Regions from separate parts of the Homo sapiens genome. Here region 2 is linked to region 1. A link is a contact called in ENCODE Hi-C data. All regions are on one chromosome and are shown on one strand. The core of a region is the stretch at or near the end of the contact, and the rest is flanking DNA. Distances in the headings are between cores, read along the strand shown. Region 1 holds the start of SDC4 (syndecan 4). Region 2 holds the start of OSER1-DT (OSER1 divergent transcript).

What was found. A loop is a pair of places that touch in the nucleus more often than their neighbours do. Pooled maps may share reads with other maps.
Region 2: a loop to region 1 is called in a map of psoas muscle, with 7 times the contacts of the local background. The contact joins the promoter of OSER1-DT here to the promoter of SDC4 in region 1. A Hi-C loop is called at or near these places in 2 of 168 maps with a recorded cell type or tissue (gastrocnemius medialis and psoas muscle) and 6 of 50 pooled maps.

What each region holds. Positions count from the first base shown.
Region 1 is chr20:45,346,841-45,349,788 of GRCh38, reverse strand. It overlaps SDC4 (syndecan 4), which reads left to right and starts at 1,365. Exons shown (of 5, transcript NM_002999.4): 1 at 1,365-1,464. The coding sequence starts at 1,405.
Region 2 is chr20:44,209,190-44,212,399 of GRCh38, reverse strand. It overlaps OSER1-DT (OSER1 divergent transcript), which reads right to left and starts at 1,440. Exons shown (of 3, transcript NR_038339.2): 1 at 1,323-1,440. OSER1 (oxidative stress responsive serine rich 1) reads left to right here and starts at 1,629. Exons shown (of 4, transcript NM_016470.8): 1 at 1,629-1,704. RefSeq lists silencers at 1,227-1,675, 1,871-1,940 and an enhancer at 1,600-2,219.

The sequences.
Region 1 (2,948 bases), core at 116-2,615:
ATTTTTGTTCAGCCCACTGCTAAGAATGGTTTTTGCATTTTTATTTTTTATTTTTTTGAGACGGAGTTTTGCTCTGTTGCCCAGGCTGGAGTGCAGTGGGGAGATCTCAGTTCACTGCAACCTCCGCCCCTCGGGTTCAAACGATTCTCCTGCCTCAGCCTCCAGAGCAGTTGGGATTACAGGCGCAGGCAACCATGCCTGGATAATTTTTGTATTTTGTAGAGACGGGGTTTCAGCATGTTGGCCAGGCTGGTCTCAAACTCCTGAGCTCAAGTGATCCGCCGCCTCAGCCTCCCAAAGTGCTGGGATTACAGGCATGACTCACTGCATCCGGCCTGCATTTTTATTATAAAATGTCATTTATTTATTTATTTATTTATTTATTTATTTATTTATTTATTTTTGAGACAGGGTCTCACTCGGTCACCCAGGCTGGAGTGCAGTGAGCGATCATGGCTCACTGCAACTTTCACCTCTCTGGCTCAAGCAGTCCTCCCACCTCAGCCTCCAGAGTAGCTGGGCCACAGGGGTGCACCACAATGCCTGGTTAATTTCTTTAAAAACTTTTTGTAGAGATGGGGGTCTCATTATGGTTGCCCAGGCTGGTCTCCAATTCCTGGGCTCAAGGGATCCTCCTATTCCTCGGCCTCCCAAAGTGCTGGGATTACAGGCGTGAGCCATAGAGCCCAGCCGATTTTTGCATGTTTAAATGGTTGGGAATAAAGTCAAAAGAATAATAATATTTCGTGACACATGAAAATTATATTAAATTCAAATGTCGGTGTCTATAAATAATGTTTTATTAGGACCTAGCTGCCCTCATTCCTTTAGTATTTATGGCTGCTTTTGAGCTACGACGCTCGAGTTTGAATAGTTGCCACAGGGATCGTATGGCCCGCAAAACCTAAAATATTTAGCCCTTTACAGAATAGTTTGCTGTCCCCTGTCTTAACACGGTTCACATCCCATTTGGGAAGTTCTGTGTCTTCAGAGGGGAGCACACCCGGTATGAAGGCTGGTCTAAACTCAACACCCTAGGGAAGTCCTTCCCGTCCCTGGGCCTTAGTTTCCCCAACTATAAAATGGGGTTAGCCGCAGTGATCTCTGGGGACCTGCCTGGCAGTGGGTCAAATAAATAAAGGGAGTTGGAGCTCCCGGAGGGTAGGACTAGGGGTTGAGTAGGAGCCGGCGGGCTCGGGCAGGGCGGGTCCCTTGGGGTTTCCAACTCCGCGGGCGGGCGCAGTGCCCCGCAGGCCTCGCTTCCACTGGGGAATTCCGGGCGGGGTGCGGGCGGCGGGGCGGGGGCGGGCCGGGGCGGGGCCGGTAGGCCGCCTATAAGATGGGTGGCGCGCCCGCCCGGGGCCACTCGCCGCAGCCTGCGCGCCTTCTCCAGTCCGCGGTGCCATGGCCCCCGCCCGTCTGTTCGCGCTGCTGCTGTTCTTCGTAGGCGGAGTCGCCGAGTCGGTGGGTGCTTGGAGGTTCCCGGGCTGGGGGCGAAGCGGGGGCGCAGGCCGGTGCCTCCTTTGTTCGTCGGAGCGTGGGATGGGGGGGGGCAGATCGGGGGTACGCTACCCCCAACCGGACACCGAGGCCCGGGAAACTTTGTTGGAAACTTTGCTCCGGGGTCACGGGCCAGCCTCCGGGATGGCTTCACGCGCCGTGCGCCCCTCGCCTGTTGCTCTTCCCGCCTCCCCGGGCCTCAGCCCCGCCGCGGGCTACGGGCTCGTTAGTGACTAAGCCGGTGTCAACTCTTCAACTCCCACACCCTCGTCCCTTCCCTGGTGACCCTGGGGCAGGCTTGGAGCGCTGAATCCCCTCCTCGCTCTCGGGGCGCCCAGAGCAGACAGCTTTAGGATCCGAGATGGCCCTGGGGGTCGGGGGGCTGCGTGTACTCGGAAGGGGGAGGGTTTTAGGGTTGTGCGAGGCCCTCTTTCACACACCAAGGAGAACTGAGCCCTAACCTCAGTTCTGGCCCCAGCTCTGTCATTGACTTGTGACTTAGGGCAAAGTCCTGCCCTTCTGAATCTCTTCCCAATACTGCACCAAGGGTCTGAGGGAATGGGGCAAGAGGGGACACTGCGTTAGGGTTTCTAGAAAGTTGGGGACTCTGCTCTTTTCGAGGACAGAGGAGAGGAATGGTTTAGACTCAACACTTAGCCAGGAGCTGAGCCTCTGCTTTCTGCAAGAAGTGTGTTCATTTTTTCTCAATTGCAGATAAGAAAATTGAAGCATCCACCTTGAGTGAGGTGAAGGGGGTAGGGGGGAGAGAAGGCCTCAATCAGCCCAGGGAAACCTTTCCTTCTCACTGTCCACTGGCCTCCGTCATAGCTGTCCCTGGGCCAGCAGAAGCTCTATCCATGCCCGCAGCCGGCTTAGGAGGAGGGGGGCAATCTCATCTGGGAAGTTGGGGGGCATGGGAATTACTGGTGAAGGCAATCTGTCCCCCACAGCCTGAGCTTTGTGCCCCCTTTGTGCCCTTTAGCCCCAGTTTTCAGAGCGAGTGAGTCCTTGCAGTTTAACCATTAATGTTAATTTCTTTGAAAGCCTTGGGGCTCCTGTTCCTCTGAATTTACTTAGCGGAAGGTTGATTCTGCCTGCAGGCTCTTCTTGAGGAATGAATGAGACCCTAGGCAATACTTCCAGCACAATTCCAGGCATGCCATGATGATTGCAAACGTGGAGCGCCTTTGTCGGGGGGCCAGACATTGCTCTAATAACTTTCTAATGGGTATATCCAGGAGCTTAATTCCAACAACAATCTTACTGTGTACTGTTCTTAAACTGGTCCTGAGGCTAGAGAGGTTAAGTAACTTGCCCAGGGTCACACAGTTAATACACAATAAATGGGTGAGTCAGATTGAAATTTAGGCAGCCAGGCTTTCAAGTTTCTGCTTTAGCTTAACTTCTACTCTTTGTGCTACTCCAGGTGTCCCATCGTTGGTAACTAA
Region 2 (3,210 bases), core at 191-2,690, 1.1 Mb after region 1:
ATATTTTGAAGTGGCAGCTTAAAAAGACATGTTTGGTTTTGATACATTTCACTTGGCAAGGTCTGAGAAAATAAATACATCATATTTCCCGCTTTTTCTTGTCCAAGAGATGTTGAGAAGGGCAGTTTAAATCCTGACTTACTAGCACTGTGAGACAGGACAAAGGCAGCTAGAACAAGTTATCTGATCTCTAACATAATCTAATGCTATCTAACTAGCATCATTAGGTTACAATGAACAGTTTTCTTTCAACCGGTCAGTTACTGAGCCTCTGGTATGAACGACGAGAATTTAAAATGTTTTATCCAGGGCCAACATCATGCTTCATGTTTAACAACGTTATACAATAAATTGTTAGATTTCATTTACAGACATAGGCCAGGCATTCCAAAGCCTGGCTGTAGTTAAGCTGGACACAGTTAAACCATCTTCGGCAGCCTATCTAGTTGACTACAACTAAGGTATTGGGGAATGACGGTGGATGGGGCCAGTTTTGGTTCAGGGAAAAACCCTCACTCTAGGGGTGGGCCACAATCAACGCCATCCAACTCAATTGCGCAAAATCATCTGTTCTCACGAAGCTTTGAGCAGTGCAGACGTGGAGCTGGAGATTGGCAGGCGAGGAGAGGCACAGCTAGATCAGCAGAACCAGTCCTGGTGATGGAGCGGGTGGCAGCTGTTGCACAGATCACCTTTTCCCGCCTACCATCTGAGCAACATTCAGAATCAGAAAAATGTAAAGAATCCTAAAATTCATCTCCTTTGGTGAACTGCCTAAATCTTTTTGCAAAATTTGGTGTGTAGGTGCATTTCTTTGGCAAGAGGATCTACAGTTCTCACCAGATTCTCAAAGGAGTCTACGCCTGAAAACACGAGATTCACCGATAAGGTTCAACTTCCTCACTTACTAGATGGAAAACTGAGAGGCCCAAAGGAGGAAAAGCAGTTGCCTCAAGACAAACAGCAGAGATATCAAAACCGAAGGCATTTCAATTCAATTCTAATTCTGGCTTCACACTATTGACCCTGGCCACGTCCAATACCTCTTCACTTCTCTGCAGGACCTAAAAGATCACCAGGAGGCGAGGGCTGGTGTCCGAGTCCCGGAGAGGTCGCAGGCAGTCCAGATTCTAGCATCACAGAAACTCTGGCCAAGCGCTCAGCCGGGGATTGTCTGCCATAAAGACCCCCGCACCCTGTCCTCGCCCCCGCCCCGTGGAATTCCTCTGCATAGGTGACTCCACGTAGAGGACCGAGCGCAAGGAGATCCCGGGGCGGTGGAGGCAGAGGACTACTGTGAAGAATGACGCCTACTCACTCACCTAACAGAGAGGAGGAAGCAGGCACGCCCCAAAAGCGGGTCGGGAGCAAATCCACGCCACTGGGAGGAGGCAAACCGAAGAATAACAGGAAATTACGTAAGGCGCACGTGCTTCTGAGGGGGGCGGGTGCGGGGCGTTGGAGAGGCGCGGCCGCCGCCCTGCGTCTGCGCAGTCGTCGGCTGCCGCGCTGCCGAGTCACTGGGGTGGGAGGAGCATAAGCAGGGGGAGGGGTGCATGCCGGAGTGCGCAGGCGCAACGCGACTCCCGAGGCGCGGGCCGCCCCCTTGGCTGGTTTGGATCCGGGTCAGTCGGGTGCCGAGATTTGGGAGAGACGCTCTGAACTGACTGCCCCGCATCACCGGAGCGTCCCAGCTGCGAGGAGGTAAGTGCCCTGACGTGACGGGGAGGGGCCGCAGCACTGCGTCTCAGCTTCCACTGCCGGTCTGGCCGCGGGCGGTTTTCCCCGGGCCCGCCCGCCTTGGGTCGCGTCGTCTCCCGACGCCTCCTGCCTGGGCCGGGCCTGGGCCTCTCCGCGCCCCCTTATCTGCCGCGGCCTGTGCCTGCTGGAGCTCCGAGCTCCACGCTCTCTCCCCTTCCCGCCTTCCCGTCCTCCCGCGGTCCCCCGCCCCGTCTCGCTCCTCCGCCGTCTCCCGCCCAGCGGCAGCTTCCCCTTTTCGCCCTCCTTGGCCGCCCTTTGCCCCTTCCAGTCCTTTCTCTCTCGCCTCGGAGCCCCATTCTCTTTGGCTACCTCTTCGGCCCCACTCCTTTCTTCTCCCGCATCCCTTGTGCCTCGCTCCGACTCCAGCCTCTCGTTCTGACCCCAGGAATCTCCCGAGGAGCGCAACTTCACAGCTGGAGACCCCGGGCGGGCAGTGCCCCTGGACAGCTCCCTGCTTGGCGTTGTCCCCACACTCCAAGCCCCGTCCTACCCCTCTGGGTTCTGACTAGGAATTTTCCTCCGTTCATGTTTAACCGCGACAGGCACAGACTCTGGGTGAAAAGAAAGAACTTTGTGCTTTGGCTGCAGCGCTGCGAGTATAAAGGGATGAGTGGGTTGCACGGAGAGGTGTGAATGTGCTTTTTGTCCTGGGGGCCGATTGTTTCCTCCCGGTCTAGTTTGCCTCTTAGAGTTGCTGGGTTTGGTTTTCTTCCCCATACTCTACGCTTTCTGGTGGTCTGGGAGTTTCGAAATCTTTAATGTTGTGATGACAACGCTTACCCGCGCATCCCTTCTTGATCGTTCTTAGGTCTTCTCAGGGGCCTGGAAGTGTAGACCTAGGCTTGGGATTCAAGGAGGTCTTGGTTAAAACGGCAAGATGTAAATAAGATTGTGACGCATCCATTTTGTTGAAAGAAAAAACCAGGAATTTGGCCTTTTGATGGAGGAACTTAGAAGAACTTTGTAATTTTTGTAAGGTTGTGGAAAATCCGAGGCAAAGTTAAATTGCCTGGTGTGATTTGACTTTAACTTCGAATAGGCTTTTTAAAGTTTCATCTCTTTGGAGATTGTTCAACTTCACGAGTTCACTGCAGTGAAAACGCCAAGACTGTCTCCCACAAATTTAATATTAATGAAGAAAGGCAAGCCAATTATATCTGTTGTCCGGAGTTAGTTGTACAGCCCTTTCTTTGAATGGGGATCTGGGGATGCAGAGGAGCATAATGAGCCTTTTATAATTACAAACATGCTCTTCTCTAGCTCTTAAGGTTATGCCTAACGCTCATTTGCTCTTGGCTAAAATAACTGAGAAAAAAAGTGAGTAGTAAAAAAATGCTGGAAGTCTGAAAATGGTTTAGACAGAACTTCATTCCTGAAGTTTTAGTCTGTAGCCAGATTTTAATTCTGGCCTGTTTTGGTTTTTAGATGATAGATCTTTTAGTGTGTCAA